2 separate regions of the Homo sapiens genome follow, and region 2 is linked to region 1. A link is an interaction called in ENCODE POLR2A ChIA-PET data of the cell type or tissue named here. Cell type or tissue: HepG2. All regions are shown on one strand. Each heading gives the region's core, and the rest is flanking DNA. Links, peaks and the distances in the headings are about the cores only. Region 1 has its middle 140 kb from the start of BTC. Region 2 has its middle 4.7 kb from the start of AREG.

Region 1 (2,920 bases), core at 98-2,597:
TTCTTATATCTTCTTTTGTAAAGCATGGGTTCAAATCATTTTAAAATCAGGTTATCCTCTTCTTACTCAATTGTGTTATTTATCAGACATAATTTTATAATATTGTCTCCTAATCTGTGATTTACCTTTTAGTTTCTTAACATTTTTCAATGCTGGGTGCATTTTTCCTTGTTATTGTTTCTTTGTTTTTGCTCTAAGAAATCTTTGCCTCCTCAAGACTACAGAGATTTTTTTATTATAATTTCTCTAGTTTTGTAGTTCAAGTGCTTAGCTTAATGTTCAATTTAGAGTTAATAAAAAGGCCTTTTAAAAAAAAATAAATAAAGCTATCCAAACCTCAGACCAATGTAGAATCTGTCTCACAGAGTCGTTGTAATGCTAGTAAGTCATAACTGTTAAATAATTATTAGCCATAGATATCGATGCTTATCTCTAGAACAAATCCTCTCAGAGCACGGAAGGAAATTCTGAGTTAGAAAGGCAATCTTAGCAGAAAACGTTTTAAACATTACCGAAAAAATGTAAACTTACATAGGAACTACAAATAAAGCCCATTCACCAATAGGACACATCTGAAAATTCTGAATGAAACCAGGCATTCTTAACTTCTTAAACGTCATTCCACAAATCTTCTTTCTAATCTTCCTCAAATCTAAACTGATTTGTTTTATCTTAGGACTGAATATTCATGACAGACCAAAGATGCTTTGTTTGATACCGTTTGATTTCTATAATTATATTCTGTAAATATGTCTAGAAATTGGCACAAAACTGAGAAGGAAATCACAGAAAAAGATCAGAATATTTTTTCCTACTGCTTTTCCTTAGAGAAGAATCTATATAATCTCTTACATCTTTAGACATCAGTAGGTTTCAGGTATGAAGAAGGTTAGCTACTTCTTAATAACTCAGGAGCAGAGTACAGCATAGAGTCCAGACAAACATCCACAAAGATAATTGTAGTACTTTTCCTAGGATTACCTGGTGGCTTATCAATTTGTGCACAAACCTAGAGCTACAAATGGAAGAGGGGCTAATTCCCATAGAAAATTAATGTTAACTGTTTATGTATTTTTTTTTCTTCTGACCTTTCCAGGTGAGAGTTGGGTTTTCCAGAGCCCAGTCACAAGAAATTTACCTATTGATCCTCTGACGAAACGCAATGGTAAGCTGTGCTAAGTAAACTGACCCAGCTCACCCTAACTTGTAACTGCACTGCAATGCTTGAAACGCAGCGAAAATCCTACAGCATGTTCCCTTGTTCTCTGAACTCACCTGCCCATTGCGTGCAAGAAAAAGCTGGATTCCTTCTCGGTCTAGTAAATGATTTTCTTGAATGATGCAACCGACTTATCTAGTGGGTTATCTCTGGACCTGTTCACAAGCTGACAAGTATTTGCAGGGATGTACAGTCATGCTTTCTGTTCCTCAAACTGTAATGTGTTTGTAAGTGAAAAATGATGAGTATGATGTGGATCCGAGCTGGTAAATCACCCCATTATGATGTGGTCTCCTCTTTTGATCTGACCTGAGGCCTGAAGCAGGAGAATTTATTTATCAGGGGCAAATGAATTCTGACTCAGATAAGTGTGACAGAATGTAAGGTCTTCATCGATGCATTGATTCAATTTTTCAATAAATATCCATTGATCTTTTACTAGGTACTTTTCTAGCCCCACCAGAGAAAAAGACAAAATCCCTTTCCCCATTGGGTGGGTTTCTGACAATTCGTATATACTAAGGATGACAATGAACTTTTAGTGCTTTTCTTCATGCTATGAGACATAACATGCAGGTCGATGACTTTATCTTAATTCCTTTCCACAAACTATACTTCCTTACCCTCTAGTCCTTGGCAAATAGGGTAAAATCTTAAACCAAGAGAGATTCTAGCACATAGCCCCTCAGTCCATGCATTCTCTTTGTGCAGGGGAATTTAGGAAGGAATTGGTCTTGACATGAGTAAAAAGACCAGATCCTGAGGCAGACTCCCCTCCAAAAGAGATTGAATTTACTGGATTGTGCTTATTGCTTTCAACTCAAGAAGCAATACTTCCCTTAAGTAGTCCTCTAAGTTTAAAGTGGAACTCAGCATATCTCCTTTTGGCTCAGATGTATCAACTTTTCTTCACCACTTTCACTCTGGCACTCACATCTGGCAGTATTCAAGCTGGTGGCTAATAGAATCAAAATGATAACGTAAAAATGGACCGTCGGTACACCTCACTTCGTGTTTGGCACTGTTTGTTCATCTGTGGAACCACTTCATATTAACAAAGATGAAACTTTAAGCTAAGTCTAGAAATTCAGTATAAACCTCAGAGATCCTTGAGTCATAGTCTAGATAAATCTGTGTGCCTGAATTACAGGTGCATGAAATAAAGCATGAGAGACCAGGATTTATCAAATGCTCACAATGAAAAAGCAATTCCTGTGGAAAAGCAATTCATATATACACACACATGTACACACACACATAAATTAGGCAGATCTAGATGAAGAAAAGAAAATAACTGCTCCCTTCCAGGACCATGCCCTAAACCTGAGGCTACCATGAACTCACCCATGTGCAGCTCCAGCTCTTGGAGGAGGCCTCACCTTCCTCATCACATTGCTGGATATTAAACAAATACTTTGGGATGAAGGAGACAAACAAGAGTATCAACACTACTACTTAATGGTCCATATGTATCTAGAAGACCTGGTTGGAAGGAAGATGGTGAAAGAGGGAAAAGCACAAACATACTTGTGCCATAGTGATGCACACTTTGCCTGCCTCCCTTCAGGACACCAAGATGCACATCAAACAAAATCTTCAAAACTGAAATTCAATCTCAAATAATATTCAATCTTGTATCAGAGTTACCCCTGAAATACTCAACCTTTCTAAGTTGATCCATTGGGATAAAGCAGGGAGTAG
Region 2 (2,920 bases), core at 181-2,680, 210 kb before region 1:
TTTCCTGGCCTTTCCTTACATTGTTGTGTATTAGTTATGGAGAAGGAGCCTGCACTAGGAATTGCCCCTCAGCTCTTGCTACTTCCTTAAGGAGTAGAAGGGATAGAGGGAGAGTCAAATATGGTGTTCACCTCTGAGTGTGAGGGGGACTTGGTAAGGTCCCCAGTGCTGGGTTTTAGCCTCAGGAACACTTGGCAAGGGGCTATATGGGGGTGGTTGCTGTTCACCCTGAGACAGGTGGCTCTTGTAAAAGGGGGTCATCTATAATATCTATTAGGTTTTGGTATAGGGCCATGAAGACCTGTACATATGGGATTTCTGACCATTTGCCCTGACTTGTACAAAATAGGCCTAATTGCAGGATAGTGTCCAATGGTGGAGGATGCAGCCAAGCGGGGAATCAAGTGGAACAGATGGAGAGTTGCCCATAGAAGAATCAGGTGTGATAGATGGAGAATTGCCCATAGTGGTCTGGACTTAGCAAAGTATTAGAAGACCCAAATTTTATCCGGGGTGTCCTCCTGGAAGAATTTTGGGTCCTGACCGGGGTCCCTGGGGGTTTCCCCACTTTAGAGCCCCTGACTTAGTCTGTCAGATGCCTCTGACCTTAGATGAGTGCTGGCACCACTTTCACCACTGATGACCCACTATGAACTTTCCTTCTTGTCCCCGGATGAAGACCTCAGCTTCTAGAAGGCTTCGACTTCTACAGTTACAACCCTTTGGGTTTTCCTATCCCACTTAAAACAATTCTTTAACTCTCTAAATTTAGGCAAGATTAAATTATAATAGATTACCTTCCACGAATCACACCTTGTCCCCCATGACTCACACAGACCATCTACAACATGGCCAAACCCCCGGCTTGCCCTTAACAAGTCAAGTAGGGGAAGAGGAGAATTTATTTAGTATAATGGAAGAAGGTTTAAGTCACCTGAAATGTGTGTGAATTCGCCCTGGACAAGCCGCTGCTGCCAATTCTGTCACACATAGGGATCAGAGACTATAAGATAGAAAATAGTTCTTTCCCCTTCTGGGCAAGGCCAGCTATCCTCATTCACTCCTCCGCTTTCAAGTAACACTGGAGAGTGGTCCCAGCCAGTTACCCTCAATTACCCAGGGGCTACTAGGAAACAGCCACTGAAAGACCGAGAAAGAAAAGGACTCAGGTCCCTCACCAAAACCAGGCTGTGGCCCCGGCGAAACCTTTCAGTTTCACCACAGAGTGGCCCCGGCCAGAAACCTGCAGTTGCCTCCATGCTTAGACGCTGTCCACCGAAGGTCCTGAGTTGGAAAGGAAAAGAGAGAGAGAAAAAGAAATATAAAACCTAAACTTTGGGCTTACCTCCTGGCTGGCTTGCCAAAACATGTTACTGGTTGAGGGTAGTTGTCCAGGTTCTTGGCCTTTAGAACAAAGAACTGAACAAAGCACACAAGCAAGGCAAGCCAAAGCACAGATTTATTTTAAATGAAAGTACACTTCACAAGGAAGAAGCGACCTCAAACAAGAAGCTCAGGAGCACTGGTTACAGAATTTTCTGGAGTTTATATACCCTCTAAAGGTTTCCTATTGGTTCACGCTAGTGACCTGCGATCAATCTGATTGGTTGAAGCATAAGCCTGTGACCAGTCTGATTGGTTGTGGGAGCGGACCAATCAGAGGTACTTTCATTTTCCAGCTGCCAGGCAGCAACTGCTGCACAGCAAAAGGAGGGTTTCAAAGGGAGTAGCCTCTGATATCCAGTCAGCCTGAGTTGGCCTTAGGTTCCCTGCCTCCAGAACCTATTCTCCTGCCTCAATAGCATATTACATTTACTTAGTTTCTATTGTATATAATCATCCACTGCCCTCAGCCCCATCTGCCAGTTCTTGCTCTGCAAAAGCCACACTGTTGAGGCCGTGAAAGTATAGTTGAGCCTTGAACATTATGGGTTTGAAATACGAAGGTCCACTTAAACAGAGACTTTTTTCAGTAAATGTATTGGAAAAGTTTTCTGAGATTTGCAACAATTTGAAAAAATCTGCAGATGAACTGTATGGCCTAAAAATATTTCCTGCCTCCCCTTCCACCTCTTCTGCTTCTGCCACTCCTGAGACAGCAAGACCAGCCCTTCCTCTTCCTTCTCCTCCTCAGCCTATTCAACATGAAGATAATGAGGATAAAGACCTTTATAATTACCACTTTTGCTTAATAAATAGTAAATATATTTCTCTTATGATTTTCTTAAGAATTTTTATCTCTAACCTATTGTAAGAAGAGAGTATACAATACATATAACACACAAAATAATGTTAAACAACTTTATATTATCAATAAGTGTTCTGGGCACCAGTAGGGAATTAGAGGTTAAGTTCTGGGGGAGTCAAAAGTTATACATGGATTTTTCTCATGTCAGGTAGGCACCCTTTCACACCACAGTGTTAAAAAGTCAACTGTAATTTGACTTTATTGGTATATCAAGGTACTCAAAATGCTCAGTTAAGGCTTCTTTTTGAAGGAACTAAAAATTATATATATATATATATATATATATATATATATATATATATATGTATTTTGATACAGAGTCTCACTCTCTGTCACCCAGTCTGGAGTGCGGTGGCATGATCTTGGCTCACTGCGATCTCCGTCTCCCGCATTCAAGTGATTCCCCTGCCTCAGTCCCCACTCCTGAGTAGCTGGGACTACAGGTGCCTGCCACTGCACCCGGCTAAGTTTTGTCATTTTAGTAGAGACAGGGTTTCATCATGTTGGCCAGGCTGGTCTCAAACTCCTGACCTGAGATGATCCACCTGCCTTGGCCTCCCAAAGTGCTGGGATTACAGGCGTGAGCCACCGTGCCCAGCCTGATGGATGTATTCTTCAGTATGGATAAATTATAAAATAAAATGAACATTATATATATATCTAAATGGAGCT

The links. ChIA-PET counts read pairs that join two places held together with the same protein. Peaks named below come from ENCODE experiments on the same cell type or tissue, not always from the same donor. Only the 100,000 strongest peaks of a DNase experiment are listed, where the experiment ranks them.
Region 2: POLR2A ChIA-PET joins it to region 1 with 11 read pairs; 4 of 35 experiments call an interaction of 5 or more read pairs at or near these places.

The regions. Positions count from the first base shown.
Region 1 is chr4:74,653,097-74,656,016 of GRCh38, forward strand. No RefSeq gene overlaps it. Among named protein-coding and RNA genes, the nearest start is that of BTC, 140 kb to the right of the region's middle. RefSeq lists an enhancer at 883-2,082. In HepG2, for the core only: no CTCF peak of the experiment used is centred there; a DNase peak (open chromatin) is centred at 1,315.
Region 2 is chr4:74,438,934-74,441,853 of GRCh38, forward strand. No RefSeq gene overlaps it. Among named protein-coding and RNA genes, the nearest start is that of AREG, 4.7 kb to the right of the region's middle. In HepG2, for the core only: no CTCF peak of the experiment used is centred there; a DNase peak (open chromatin) is centred at 1,608.